Regions from separate parts of the Homo sapiens genome. Here all the other regions are linked to region 1. Evidence: chromatin contacts called from ENCODE Hi-C or POLR2A ChIA-PET data. All regions are on one chromosome and are shown on one strand. Each heading gives the region's core, a stretch centred on a gene start or an enhancer-like site at or near the end of the contact. The rest is flanking DNA. Distances are from core to core; before and after follow the strand shown. Region 1 overlaps LHFPL2 (LHFPL tetraspan subfamily member 2). Region 2 overlaps LHFPL2 (LHFPL tetraspan subfamily member 2). Region 3 overlaps LHFPL2 (LHFPL tetraspan subfamily member 2).

What was found. Hi-C counts contacts between places; a loop is a spot of excess contacts on that map. ChIA-PET counts read pairs that join two places held with the same protein, here RNA polymerase II (POLR2A). Pooled maps may share reads with other maps.
Region 2: a loop to region 1 is called in a map of gastrocnemius medialis, with 1.8 times the contacts of the local background. The contact joins two enhancer-like sites. A Hi-C loop is called at or near these places in 1 of 168 maps with a recorded cell type or tissue (gastrocnemius medialis) and 2 of 50 pooled maps. POLR2A ChIA-PET finds 5 or more read pairs at or near these places in 1 of 52 experiments (MCF 10A).
Region 3: a loop to region 1 is called in a map of endothelial cell of umbilical vein, with 3 times the contacts of the local background. The contact joins two enhancer-like sites. A Hi-C loop is called at or near these places in 1 of 168 maps with a recorded cell type or tissue (endothelial cell of umbilical vein) and 3 of 50 pooled maps. POLR2A ChIA-PET finds 5 or more read pairs at or near these places in 5 of 52 experiments (AG04450, K562, MCF 10A and 2 more).

What each region holds. Positions count from the first base shown.
Region 1 is chr5:78,567,209-78,571,826 of GRCh38, reverse strand. The region is part of intron 2 of LHFPL2 (LHFPL tetraspan subfamily member 2); the gene reads left to right. Among named protein-coding and RNA genes, the nearest start is that of LHFPL2, 79 kb to the left of the region's middle. Within about 2 kb of position 2,131, at least 9 of the 41 ENCODE cell types and tissues checked have a DNase peak (open chromatin) inside an H3K27ac peak, as active enhancers do; they include endothelial cell of umbilical vein, where a contact is called at or near this core.
Region 2 is chr5:78,508,201-78,512,818 of GRCh38, reverse strand. It overlaps LHFPL2 (LHFPL tetraspan subfamily member 2), which reads left to right. Exons shown (of 5, transcript NM_005779.3): 4 at 2,421-3,035. The coding sequence starts at 2,606. Among named protein-coding and RNA genes, the nearest start is that of LHFPL2, 140 kb to the left of the region's middle. RefSeq lists silencers at 2,418-2,467, 2,748-2,837 and an enhancer at 2,080-2,701. Within about 2 kb of position 2,443, at least 23 of the 41 ENCODE cell types and tissues checked have a DNase peak (open chromatin) inside an H3K27ac peak, as active enhancers do.
Region 3 is chr5:78,524,709-78,529,326 of GRCh38, reverse strand. The region is part of intron 3 of LHFPL2 (LHFPL tetraspan subfamily member 2); the gene reads left to right. Among named protein-coding and RNA genes, the nearest start is that of LHFPL2, 120 kb to the left of the region's middle. Within about 2 kb of position 2,131, at least 16 of the 41 ENCODE cell types and tissues checked have a DNase peak (open chromatin) inside an H3K27ac peak, as active enhancers do; they include endothelial cell of umbilical vein, where a contact is called at or near this core.

The DNA of each region.
Region 1 (4,618 bases), core at 882-3,381:
GACATTTCTGTCTCTGTATATCCACCTTATCCATCCATATGATGGGCTCCAGGCAGTGGTGAGAGCTGTGGACAGGCAGTGCTGGAGGCACAGAGGGGTGTGTTGCACTTTTAGCAAGGGTGGTCAGGGAAGGAGATAACATTTGCATGGAGATTTGAATGAAGCAAGGGATGAGTATGAATATCTGTGATTTGGGGGGGCCTGCCTCACCCTCTGTTAGTCCTTCCCAGTCAAGGACTGTTTTGGTCATTTTTGGATGTCACCCCAAGCCACAGTTTGTAAATGTGAGCCATGAGATGAGTGGATGGACTTGAAACAGGGAGTTAGACAAGCGAATAATTATTAGTATGGTGGATGTGACCCCTACCACTCTCTGAGCTGCGTGAGCTCAGAGAAGGGTGGCACGGAGAGGGCAGAGGCGAGGGTGGGTTCAGAGAAGGCTGCGTGGAAGATGACACTGAAGTTGGGTCTTGAGCAGAGTTTCATGCATGGAGTTGGGAAGGATATAGAGGCAAAATAGTTACAGAGGCAGATGCCCTGGGCCTCAAATCTGAGGTTTGCAGAATGCAGCATCGAGTTCAGGGTCCACACAGGCCAAAAAAAGGAGAGGAGCACAGCACCATGACCTGTGATGGGCAGTGTGCAGCAAACTCCAGGACAGATGAGCTGGGGGTGGGTGTGTTTTAAGAGGACAATTTCCATTTACCTGATTTTGAGTGCTGCCTTTGGAAAAGGAAAGATGCGAGAAGGAACCGGAGGCTTTTCCACCTTCTCTTTCCAGATGCCTCCATGAGAGTGTTCCTTCCCTACATCTCCCTTACTCTGTGTCTTGTCTTCTAGTTTTAATCTTGGCATCTGCTTTTCAGAAACATTGGTCTGTTATTACTTAAAGCTTATGCCTAGATTTGGAATGCAGACCACTAAGAACTGTCAGGCACAGAAAGCGCTTGTCAGCACTTACAGCCCAAGTTATTCACTGCGGCCACCTGTTTGCCTGGCCTATTCCCCAAGTGTGCTGCACTCACCTGTCTGCCTGTAATGCCCTGTGTCTGTGGATCTTAAATAACCTATTCTGGAACAAGTAGGATATTTGATGAGGTTTGCACATTGCTCGTGCTCAACACTATTCACAGTAGTTTCTGTCTTGCAAAATGATCATACGTATATATATATATACGTATATATATATATACTATATATATACGTATATATATATTCAAGGTTAAAAGCAAGACAGTTGAGTAATTGTCATCTGGAGGAGGGTTTCTCAGAATTGCCTATACACATTTGCTCCCCTGTCACTCTCCTTCATCACTCATAGTCTAGGGCTACCCTACAATAGAAGGAGTTCACAGAGGTGGGTCCAGACACTGGTGTTTTGGAAACACACCCACTGGAGGATCCCCCCTGCCTTGGACAGCATCACTGCTACTCTGTGCTCCATTGCTGCCTGCGATTCCTCCTTGCCTCCTGCGCTTTCTTCTCATGCCGGAATTCCTGCTGTCATGTTTGCCTGATGATTTTCTCCACTCTCGTTAACCCAGTATTTCTTTCTTCTACATAGCCTGACTTTTCTAACTACTATCTGTAGGGAATGTTCATAGGGCAATGATCCTTTTGTTTATTCAGTAAACATTTATGAATTGTCTACTCTATGTCATGCCCTATGTTGAGTGCAAGAGATATTGAGAGGAGTAAGCTAGAATTAGTTTTGTTCTCAAGGACCTTGTTGTCCCATAGATTTATAACTAAATATTGGGGAAGAGGTAAGAATTATGTGAATGAACATGGTCCCAGCAGTGTGGGAATAACAATAGCAGTGTTTTGATATGCACACCTGGCATGTTAAAAAGCAGTATAATTGAATATGACTTGTGGCTGGCACGTTATAGGCTATTCTGTTGTACCTAGATATTTAAAAACATACTCTCTAACAGCTTTACGTTGATGGGATAATGTTTGAATCAAGGAGTTTCTCCTTCCTTAAGAGAAGGAATTTTTCCTGATTAGCAACGTTTGGCTTAGAGTCCGCGAGGTCTTTGGAAACTTGAACCTCAGTCTTTCACCACTGTGGTTGAGTGGCAGGGCCGGCGTTGTTGGGGTTCAGGTTCCCAGCGTCTCACATGCGTTTAACACAGTCCAGCCTTTGGCAAGCTGCCACTTTCTGTGCTTGGTAGACGGTTCATGAAACTCGACACTCTCATGTCTTTCCTTGAAAATCTTGCAAGGTTCAGCAATCCTTCAATGGCTGACCCAGTTCTGTTAAACTCCTGTTGTCAGACACAATTGTGAGGTAGTCCTGGACCTGTTGTCAGAGAATGCATTTCAGACTTTAAAAAAAAAGTTACACCAGCCTAGTTCTGGAGCAACGATTAATGCTTTGGCTGCAGAAATGGGGAGTGCTCTTTGTGCATAGTATGTGGCCACAGACTCCCCTTAAAATGTGGACAGACTTCCTCGAGCATTTGTTGTATCAGTAGAGCACAGTAAAGTAGGATTTGGACAATTATTCCTTTAGTTGACTCATGTAAATAAAGCCTTAGAGAGTGTGTCTACTGAAAATATAATGAGCTCTTCCTAGTCAGGTAGAAGGGATGGTTTTGTGAAAGTAGCAGAGCTCTTACTGTATTTTTGTTTTAGCTAATCTTGCTTTGGTATTTGCCTCGGTGCTTCAAGTCTTTGGGGCCCATCCTTGCCCCTGTTCTTAATATGAGGAGATAATACTTAATAAGAATGATGGTTGCAGGCATCTTACGTTGGTTGTTGCAGTATTGCCTAGCTGGAAATACACTGGCCTGCCTGGGGGGTCAGAAGTCCTAGATTGAAGGCCGTATTCTGTCATTTACTAATGGTGTGATTTAGCTTAAGTGGCTCAAATTCTTGGTTTATAAAATGGGGATAGTAAAGATGTCTCTCCCCACCCACACTCCGGCCCCCTTTTAGTAATAGTGCCTATAAAATGAGAAAATGAATTGCAGAGTGTCCTGTGATACACAGTGCTCTGCCATGAAGCTCCCATTCTTGCTGTGGATGGGCATAGACCTCAGGTCTCAGGGAAGGATTGTGAGAGGACAGTTGCTGAGACTTTCCCCCTCTGTGGCCTCTGTGATCCTGACTTACTGTTTCTTAACCCACCCCAGAGGCAACCTGGACCACCTCGGGTCAACTCTGTTTATTACACAGTTCTTTCTTCATTCAGCTGAAATTCACCCCTGTCATTTCCAAGGTAATTTTCACTCCTTGGTTCTAGTTTTACAGAGTAACATGAAACAATTCAAATCAGTGCACTTCAAGTCTTAGCAATCTGTAACTGATAAAAGGGGTCTTACAACTCTGCTTCCTGTTTTTGGCAATTCAATTCAATAAATAAGTGCTGGTGCCCATCACGTGGGGGCCGTGTTCTCTGTGTGGCACTAAAGGCAGCTATTGTTTCTCCTGACATCCGGAAGTGTAACAGAAGGGCATGCAGCCCAAATGGAGATGAATGGGAAGCGAAGACTTTTTAACTCCTTAATGTGCAAAAACACGGTAGTTTTAATTTTATTTACAATGTTTGTTGGAATAAACAGTGCCTACTTTGATTGCACTGTAAGTGGCCAAGCAGATTAATAATATACATATATACAGATAAAGACCAATATTTACATGAACCCATGTGTTTAACAACCAGTAAGTGAATAAAAACCCATATTTGCATTTAGGAAAATGGAAAAAAGGTGACCTGGCAGCGTGAGAATACCATTGTATGTGCTCTAATTGATGTTCTTGTCATCAGCACATCCCATGAGAGGATCCTGAAGTGTCTTCTCAGTGATTAGAGGAAACACACTCTTTACACTGAGTTTTACACGTTGATTATAGTATCCAAGACAAAAATGAACAAATGAAAAAGCAGTACAGCCTTAGCAGTAGGTGCCCCTAGCAGTTCTTGACCCCTGTTACTGACTAGCTGTGTGCCTTTGAGGAAGCCAGCCCTTATTCCTCAGGAATTTGTTTCCCTCATAGTTAAAATGCGGCCAAAATTTTCTCTCCTGCTTGCATTATATAGTTGTTAGGATAAAATGTGATCATGTATACGGATTTGAATATTAACACCACTTCTTGCAAGCCATGTAACTTTTGGTAAGGTTAAGTTTCTTTTTGCCTGCTTCCTCATCCTTAAAATGGGATAATACTGGTAGCTACCTCAGGGGTTTTGTGAAAGCAAATGAGTTAATTCACAAAAATTGTTTTTCAGAAACATTAGTCTCTTATTACTTCATAAACTTTAAGTAGTAACAGACCAATGTTTCTAAAAAACAGATGCCAAGATGAAAACTAGAAATAAAGACACTGTTCTAATACATAGAACAATGCCTGACAGTCCTGATATATTAACTTTTTAGGTGAATGTTTGAAGGTTCTGTGACTTAGTATATTTTTAGTATACTGTATTTTCGAAATAGCATATTTAAAAAAAAAATGAAAATCACACCCTGTAAACTAACCAAACCCAGAACAGAACTGGCATGTTTTTATCTTCCTGACTACTCTGGTGGTTTCACAAGATATTACTTCTTTGTCAGAAAAGCTTAATCATGATACTAAGAACCTATTCCTAAATGACTGTTATTTTCAA
Region 2 (4,618 bases), core at 1,194-3,693, 59 kb after region 1:
CACTCCAGCCTGGGTGACACAGTGAGACCCCATCTAAAAAAAAAAAAAAAAGAAAAGAAAAATTACATTTAACAGAGAAAAGGGATGGGAAAGAGATTGTGCATAACAGTAAAATGGTTTTCTAATCAAATGGGAAGGCTTTATAGCTCTCAACAGGCTGGGCTTGCCACCTGTGGGCCCAAAGTATTTGTGAGCCTGATGGGTACGTGCAGGCTCTCAGGGCCTCCTGGGAGTCCTTGTGGCTCATTTTCTTGTTCTCTTTTAGAATGATCATTTTCATTACAAACAATCTCCTCTAAAGCCCTTAGTAACTTTTTTCTCAAAAGGCTTTCTGTTTGGTACTATCTGGAGGAGGGAGCTGAGAATGAGTGAGTCGGAGTAGGATATACCTTCTGGCTGAATGCTAATTTATCTCCACCAGTTGGATATAAATTATCCAGCTTGTGGAGATAAATTAGCATTCAGCCAGAAGGTATATCCAATATAAAAACACCAGCTGAGTTAGGTAGTGGGGAAACAGGAAGACCAGGACTCTGCCCTTGAAGGCTGCAAGGTAAGTTTAGACATGAATGACTTCGTCCATCTCTAAGTAGCCTGTGCTTAATGTTTTCTGTGTGCAGTGGCCAGGTTTCTGTAATCTGCTGGGCACCTCAGTTGGATCAATAGTTGTCTGAACGGTGTCATCTATGTTACAGGAAAAGCTTCGGAGGGCAGGGAGTTGATATTTGTTGAGCACTTACTCTGCCAGGCACTGTGCTGGGTGCTTCAGTAGGTTCTTGTTCATTCCTTGCAACAATCTGGTGAGGTAGGCTACCCTTACCGGCTCAGACGAGGGAGCTCTGAGAAGTTAGGCATCCATATGGTCAGTGCTGGAGCTGGCTTTGGAACCCATACCTGATGGACTCCCTTCCCTTACCCAGTGCTTGGCACAGCGCTGTGACACACGCACACACACCCTGACAATTAAGTGCATATGTTCCTAGTAGTGCACTAGCTGTGTCCCCAAAATAGCATCTTGTATAGCAACTACCATGATATGAGGATTTTAAAATACATCATGTTTCAAGGGATGGGTAGAGTCACATGCTCACTAGGAAGTCAGCCAGCAGGCAGACAGCTGGTGCAGGGTGTAGAAACGGGCATTTTAAGCTTTGACACTGGGCTTCCTTATTTCTCCGCTTCTCTTCCTCTTCGATAACTCCCTGCCTCACCCCACTCCCAACATGCCAGGGGGCTCTTTGCAGTTCTCATGGAGTTGATTTGACCTCGGTTAATGAGATCTAATCATTCAGAGCAGGGCCATGTGCCCAGATGTGAGCTATGTGATTGTTCCTGGCCTTGGAATGGGGCAGAAAATGGGGCTGCAAACCAGCCCTGCTGGCCCCCATTTCAGGGTCCAGACTCCTCTGAAGAAGGCTTGAGCCACTGGAGCAATGTCTTCTGGTAATGAAGTCATTCCTCCGTGGAGACAGAATGAGGCCTCTGTGAAATGAGAAACAATGGGCATGTTGAGTTCCCGACCTGGGGTGAATCGAAGCTTAGGCAGAGGCACATGGGATGAATTGGGACAATTCAAGGGATGCATTCTTCATAGACAAGGTTCTGTTGTCAACAAGTCCACTCAGTTGTAATGATGCTTAGTTAACGGTCATTAATGTCTTTTAAAAATAATTTCCCCAAGTAAGTCATGAACTCTTAAGGTTTTTTTTTTTTCCCCTCTGAGTTTTAATTAGTGTAAATTATTTTGTCTAAAAATCACCCTGTGAAAAATGGATAAAGTATAGGTATGGGAGCAATGTTTTGTTTATTCTTTTACATGTGATTCTTTCCTATTTACCTATGAAGCAAACACACTTATGTCTCTGCTAGTAATTTAATTTCGAGGAAATAAAAGCGGGGTGTTGCTACTCTCTACTGTTAAGCAAAAGCGCTTGGTCCAAGTTTCTCAAAACTTAGCTCACCTAGTACCAAAACAGCAGGCAAAAAGTCTTGCAAACTTAAAAACAAAACAAAACATCCACTAATAGAGTTGATTGCCAGTCTTGCCTCCTCCTCTCTGGATCCCTGTGCTGTTTGACTTTTTCCAGTAAAAGATGAGGGAGCGGGAGCCCTGTCCTAAAAGTGCAGCAGCAACCAGGACAGTGCCCCCTGGGTTGGGAGCAGGACCTGGCACTGGCCGCCTCCTTCCATGGTGCTCCCTAGAGATAAGGTTAACTGCCACATAGAGTTCTAAGTGCAGTGAGGTCAGGAAGAACTTGAAACAAACGCAGCCAGTGCAACAACCGCCTGGCATGCTAGCCAGGCCCGGGGCTTGCTGGCAGGGTTCTGCGGGCACGGGCCGGACTTGGACGGTGTCGCTGCGCGGCGGGAAGGCGGGGCGGGGCCTGGCGGCGCTGCTAACCGCCCTCCCTCTCCCCTAGGTGAGGCCGCAGGCGGTGCTCTGGGTCCGGGAGCGCTGTCCCCAGCATGAACGCGGCCGGCGGCGGGAGTGAATGACTGCAGCTGCGACTTCCTTCCCGGGCCGCCCGAGCCTCCTTCCCCACCGACTTTCTTGTTTTGATTAACTCCGTGGACTCCTGACTCTTTCTTCGCCCGGAACATCAATATGTGTCATGTCATTGTCACCTGTCGCTCGATGCTCTGGACCTTGCTGAGTATTGTGGTGGCTTTTGCCGAGCTCATTGCCTTCATGAGTGCAGACTGGCTGATCGGGAAAGCGAGGAGCCGCGGCGGCGTGGAGCCGGCGGGCCCGGGCGGGGGCTCCCCGGAGCCCTACCACCCCACCCTGGGCATCTACGCCCGCTGCATCCGGAACCCAGGGGTGCAGCACTTCCAGCGGGACACGCTGTGCGGGCCCTACGCCGAGAGCTTCGGCGAGATCGCCAGCGGCTTCTGGCAGGCCACAGCTATTTTCCTGGCTGTGGGAATCTTTATTCTCTGCATGGTGGCCTTGGTGTCCGTCTTCACCATGTGTGTACAGAGCATCATGAAGAAAAGCATCTTCAATGTCTGTGGGCTGTTGCAAGGAATTGCAGGTAAGAAGGCAGGACCCCGGGCACGGTGGGATGGAGGGATGGAGAGCTGCCGGTGCAGCGCACTCTGGTACTGGGCATTCGCTTCCTGCTAGTTTTGGAGAAGACCACTTTCTGTCTATTCAGGTTTCCTTTGCCCCTTCCGTTCTAGGCGACGTTTGTGTGCTGCTCGCATGGGTCTCTTTCCCCTGTCTTACCCCACAGGAAGACAGGCTTGTTCTCTGGTCTTACGTGGTCCTCCTCATTGCTTATTTCCTCGGGGTCTAAGCTGTTGGTTTTAGTTTGAGTAACTACTCCTGCTTTTTGTTTTTCCCATTAAATTAAAAGCATGCTCTCCACTTCAGTGCAACTCCCTGAGGAATTATGGAGAGCGTGAGTCCCACCTGCAGCAAGCACTTTATGCTAAGAGGAATGTAAGCGGGGGCGCTCATTAAGAAGCAGCAAGCCTGCTTTCCGCATCCACTCTCAGCTCCAGCCCCCAGATGATTTCAGCTTGGGTGGGAAAGACACGGGCTGGGAAGGAATTAGTATCAGCTGCTCTGTGTTTAGTGATGTTCTGGTTTAAATTGTCTGTCTCCTAGAGCCTGACAGAATGTTCTGTGCATTCAGATCAGAAAATGCAAGCGAACTCTTCCATTTTCTGGGAATTTCTCACTAACGAGCTTATTAGAAATGGGTGGAAAGTAAAAGCATGAGCTCTTTACAGTGGTCCCAGGGAGAAGGTTGTGAGCTGCAGGAAAGCATCCACTGCTACCAGTATTTTCGTAGGCTTCCCCGCATGGGTTTGAAAGGTGAGTCCTGAACCAATGGGGTAACAATCTGTCTAGGTTTGATTCAAGGTTCTTGTTCTGGGTGACAGAAATTCACACACAAAAACACATGGCTGAGTTTGAATACATCCCCAAAGAAGTAGAGTAGACTCTTGCTTTGATATTCAGAAAACAAGTGCTTACTTTTTAACCAAGACATTAATCTAGACTCTAACAGGACAAAGTTACCCACCTACAACACTAAATGAAGGGCACAGGTGATTCATCCCTCAGCAAATTCTAGAGCTGTGTGCACAGGATTCTTCAAAATAAAGCTATGCATTGAGCCATATGTCCAGGGCTGTAAAGCAGCAGCCCCCAAACGAATTCACTCTAGCTGGCCTCATAGCAAACTCTTGAGCTCAGCAGGGCTGGCTTCCAAATAAACAGATCAAATGACAGTTTTTTCCCAAACAGCCGATAAGATAAAGTTTACTGTTCCTCAGATCTTAGGAGGCCCCTGTGTAGGGTGGAGGTGGGGGATGGGGAGTAATGGGCCAAGAGAAATGACAGAGGGCCTGCTCCTTAGTTCTGATTTGCTTTCATGGGGGAATACACCATCCAGACACCAGGCCCTTTAAACTTTCTGGCCCAAAGGGACAAGTCTCAGGTCCCTCATCTCTACATCTGCCAGGATCAGCCACACCACAAGTGACTCAGGCACTCATGGAATTTGGGAGACCAGGATTCTGTATTTCAGCATTGCTCCTCATTAGCAGTTTCACTTGAGATAAATGTACCACCCCGGGTCTCAGTGTTCTCCTTCTGAAAAATAGG
Region 3 (4,618 bases), core at 882-3,381, 42 kb after region 1:
GTGTTGGTCTGCGCAAACTTTTAATTCTTATTATTTATTTAGAAATAGGTCCTCACTCTGTTGCTCAGGCTGGAGTGTAGTGGCACAATCATCGCTCACTGCAGCCTTGAACCCCTGGGCTCAAGTGATCCTCCCACCTCAGCCTCCTGTGTAGCTGGGACTACAGGCGCATGCCACCATGTCTGGCTAATTAAATTTTTCTTTTTTTTTTTTTCAGAGACGTGGTCTTGTTATGTTGCCCAGGCTGTTGAACGCCTGGCCTCAAGCAGTCCTCCCGTCTCAGCCTCTCAAAGTGGTGGGATTACAGGCATGAGCTACCATACCTGGGAAAAGTTTTAAAGTATGAAAATACTTGCCTTTGACAGGGCTCTGCCAATTAACATTTGGCTTTCAAAAAACAAGCTGTTTTTATCTGTTAGCATTAGGCTGGTTAAAATAGACGTATCTTGGTTGTTGGTATTTATTAACATCTTTTGAATGTGGATGCTTGTGACTGTCTTGGGTGTTGAAGGGAATGCTCTATATTTATTGATACACTTAAATGGCCATTGCCTCAGTTTCCTATTTGTGAAACATAATAGCACCTACCTGACAGCTGTGAGGGAGTTAAGGGGTGGTGCATTTAGTGGGTACACATACATAACTGTGCCTGCTGCTTTGGTAGGGCCTCTAAATGGCACCATCATTGTTAGTTATTGCTGCAGAAACACATTCTATAACCAGTGTACAAACATGGTAATGAGTTAACATGAATACAATAGAGCAACGGTCCCCAACCTTTTTGGCACCAGGGACCTGTTTCGTGGAAGACAATTTTTCTATGTATGATGGGGTGGGATGGTTTCAGGATGAAACTATCTCAGATCATCAGGTATTAGATTCTCATAAGGAGCATGCAACCTAGATCCTTTGCACACACAGTTCACAATAGGGTTTGTGCTCCTATGAGAATCTAATGCCACTGTTGATATGACAAGAGGCAGAGCTCAGGTGGTAATTCTGGCTTGCCACCACTCACCTCCTGCTGTGCAGCCCAGTTCCTAACAGGCCACAGACCGGTACTGGTTTGTGGCCTGGGGGTTGGGGACCCCTGCGATAAAGGAGTCTTAGAGCATAAAATGGAGAGTGTGTCAGCAGAGTTGAGTTAGAACAATAGAACTTGGAAGCCCATAGCAGGTACAGTTCTGTGACTAAGTGCCCACAAGAAATGCATTGGTTTAAGCATTTCAGTATTGTTTTATGTTACTGGGAGCACAGTTAAGCCAAAGAGAGATCCAATTTTAGACAGATAGTGGTGGTTCAGAGATGGAAAATAGCTGGCAGCTCCAGGTTCAGAAAATCAAGGAGGGTTATCAGAACTGAGAAACGAGAAATAAACAGTAGAGATCAATGACCATTGGATGTTACTCTTAATCGCTTACACTCCTCAGGATTCAGAACGAGAGGTGTTGCTGACTTCATGTTCTTATCCAGGCAGTTCAGTAAATGCCATGTATCTGAATAAATAAAGCTTGGGGTAGGGTGGGGACCAAGATGGGTAGCTAATTTTCCCAGCTGAATGATGTTGTTTAGTCTGTCTTTTGCTGGGACTAGAAACTGTTGTAATATTACAAGTTGAAAATTTCACAATCTTTTTTTTTTCTTTGTGAAGTAAAATCTGAAATCCTTCGTCCCTTGACTTCATTAGAAGTGCAGTGAAACTGGCCTTCTAGATCTGTTTCCAGTCAGAGGACTTTATATACAAAGTTCGTGAACACAAAAGGGTCTGGTGAAATAACGAGATGGGAGGCTGGTCCAAATTTCTGATCCTTTTGAGTTAAAAGTCATTCTGAGCAGTGGCTGTTGACTGTACCACCCAGGGGGCAATCTGCAAGTGCGGTTGTCATTTATTAGCCTTCTTTACTTCTAGGCTCTCAGTGACTTCTCATTTGAACTTTTGGAAAAAAAAAAAAAAAAAAAAAAACTCCTCATCAGCATTAAGAGCTTTCCCGAAGCTTGATCTTCAGAGTCTTGCTTCCTGATTTCCAGACAGAACTGAGTTAAAAACATAGTAACTGGGTTCGTTTGTTTTCCTGTCTCCAAGGCGTTTGGCCCCATGTTAATCTTCCCAGCTGAGGCAGGAGAGGAACACTTAGTCACTCACACTGCTCACTGACATGAGCCAGCAATGGAAATGGTGACTTGACAAAATGCTGGCCGGGGAACTGGAGTTCTCCTTCAAGCAGGACCAAATATTTCCCAAATTAATTCTGACAAAGCGAATTTAACATTCAACCTTCTGGAGTTTCTCAGAATAGTTTAGGGTATTTTAAGTCAACTCTGTATTTGTTGCCTGTTATTCAAATTTCTAACCTCAACTACCTATTGGGTCCTTCCACATTGGCATCAAATAGTTTTCTTTTCCAAGCTGGGCTATGGATGTTTTTATCTTGTGAAAATTCCCCGGGAAAGCGACGCCATGGTGATGTCTTTGATTGGATGTTGGGGTCACATGGAGGGTGCTGTGTAGCCTTCAGGAAAGAATGGAGGTCTGTCTTGTCTTCTTCATTTGGTTTTTGAAGTGCATTCAATTGACAATAACATAATAATAGCATATCATGGTAAAAAATCACTCGCCTCCACTGGGTTTTTGTGTGGACCCAACTTGGGCTCAGAAGATTACAGATGGTTGGGGCACATTGTTGAATGTTAAAGTGTGCAGCCTTAAGCACTAGGCACAAGCCCACTGCTATTCTGGGTTATTTAATTTACTTTGATGAGGAAGGAACGATCTGGTGCATTTGAATGACAGAATAGATAACTGCATATCACTGGGATGTAAGTATAACATGGGTTCAGAAGAAGACCGCAAAGACAGTATTTCAGTAAATATTGCCAGGCTTTGTCTCACAAAGACTTGGTTGTATTTCTGAGTGGCTAATTAGGAGGTGTTTTCAATTTAATGTTGCATTCGCTATGAGTCAGATAGAAAGTCAAGATGATTGTTTTTAACAGCTTATTTCAGACTTCAGCTACCGGAAAAAGTCACTGACTATTTCTAAACCCAAGGAGATTTGAGTGCTGATTGACTCACAGTATTTGTGTTCCAGTGAGTCCGTCCACACCCAGCCTGTATGTGACACACAAACTTGGAGTGTGGGGAGGAGTGGGGAGGCAAGAAAATGGAGTGCTCTGTAGAGTGGTGGCGGGGGCCAGGGCTACAGAGGCCAGCAGAAGAGGCAGAGAGCGGGGCTTTGTTCAGTTTCCTACTGAGGGGCCGGGGAACAGCTAGTGGGAGAGACCCAGGTTTGAAGCCCCTGGCACTGGACTTGGGGAGGCTGGGGTGGCTCTGCTGCCTTCTTCAGCAGGCTCAGATAGGAAGAAGCTGGAAGGCAGCTCTTGACCAGAGAGGAGGCTCTATCTACCGTGCTCACACTTTCCTACTTCCTTGGTGTTGAGCCATATTACTTTTCTTCTTAGCTCCATCACAACTGTCCTCTGCACCTTGCAGTGGCCATTTTCAGCTATTTAGATACTCACCAGCTCTCACTGTGGTATCCTATTCCCAAACGCAGCATGTTTATTTTAACTTGTGTCTTCAAGCAGTTTTTAGAAGGTGCACACTTTTACCTTTTCCTCTTTGTGTCAGGATATTTCTCCTTAGTCTGTATCCGTTTTCGCATTTCATCTCTTTTCTCTTTATTCTCTTTACTCCCCACTTTATCCTCCAAGGGATGAAAACAACTTGATTTTTATCAAGGTGAGTGTTAATAAGTGGCCGTGTGTTTCTAACACACTAGCCTTTGTGCCCTGTACAGACTGCTTAGATGTGAGCTGTGTGGGCATTCGTTCTTATTAATGACCCCATGAATGACCTGCTCAATTCATTTTTCCAAGGTTATGGATCTGTGACTTTTCTTTAACCATTATCATTGCTACCATTTACTGAATGCTTACTCTGTGCATTACAGTGCTTTATGCAAAGCACTTTACATGTATTCTCTCATTTAGTCTTCATCTCTACCCTATAAGATATCCTCATTTTATAGCTGGGGAAATTGAGGCATAGGGAGATTAGTGATTGCCCTGCTTTATTCTGCCAGTGTGTCCTATAGTCAGCATTTGACGCTCATCTCAGTCCCTGGGTCTAAACCACAGCAGTACCTTCTGGAGCAGGATTGTCCCCTGGGAACATTCAGCAGTGTCTAAAGACATTGTTTTTGGCCACGACTGAGAGCGCGCTACTGGCATATAGTGGGAAGAAGCTAGGAATGCTGCTAACCATCCTTCAATTTATAGGACCAGCCCCTGCAACAAAGAATTATTCAGCCCCAAGTGTTAGAAGTACTGAAGTTGAGAAACCCTGTTATATCTAGAAACATTTACCTTTAATACTCAAGGAGTACCAAGTATTAAATATCCACACAATGTTCTGAAGTTTTAATTATTTCAAGAAATATTTATTGTTTGCATAGTTTCAAACATTTAAAAAATACTCAACAGGGAGAAAAATATGTAACTGTTTCCAAAGAGAAAACATTTCATGAGATTCCTAACTTTTGAGATTCTGAGGATGTCTAACAATTTTTTTTTTTTTTTTTTTTTGAGAACAGGGTCACATTCTGTCCCCCAGACTGGA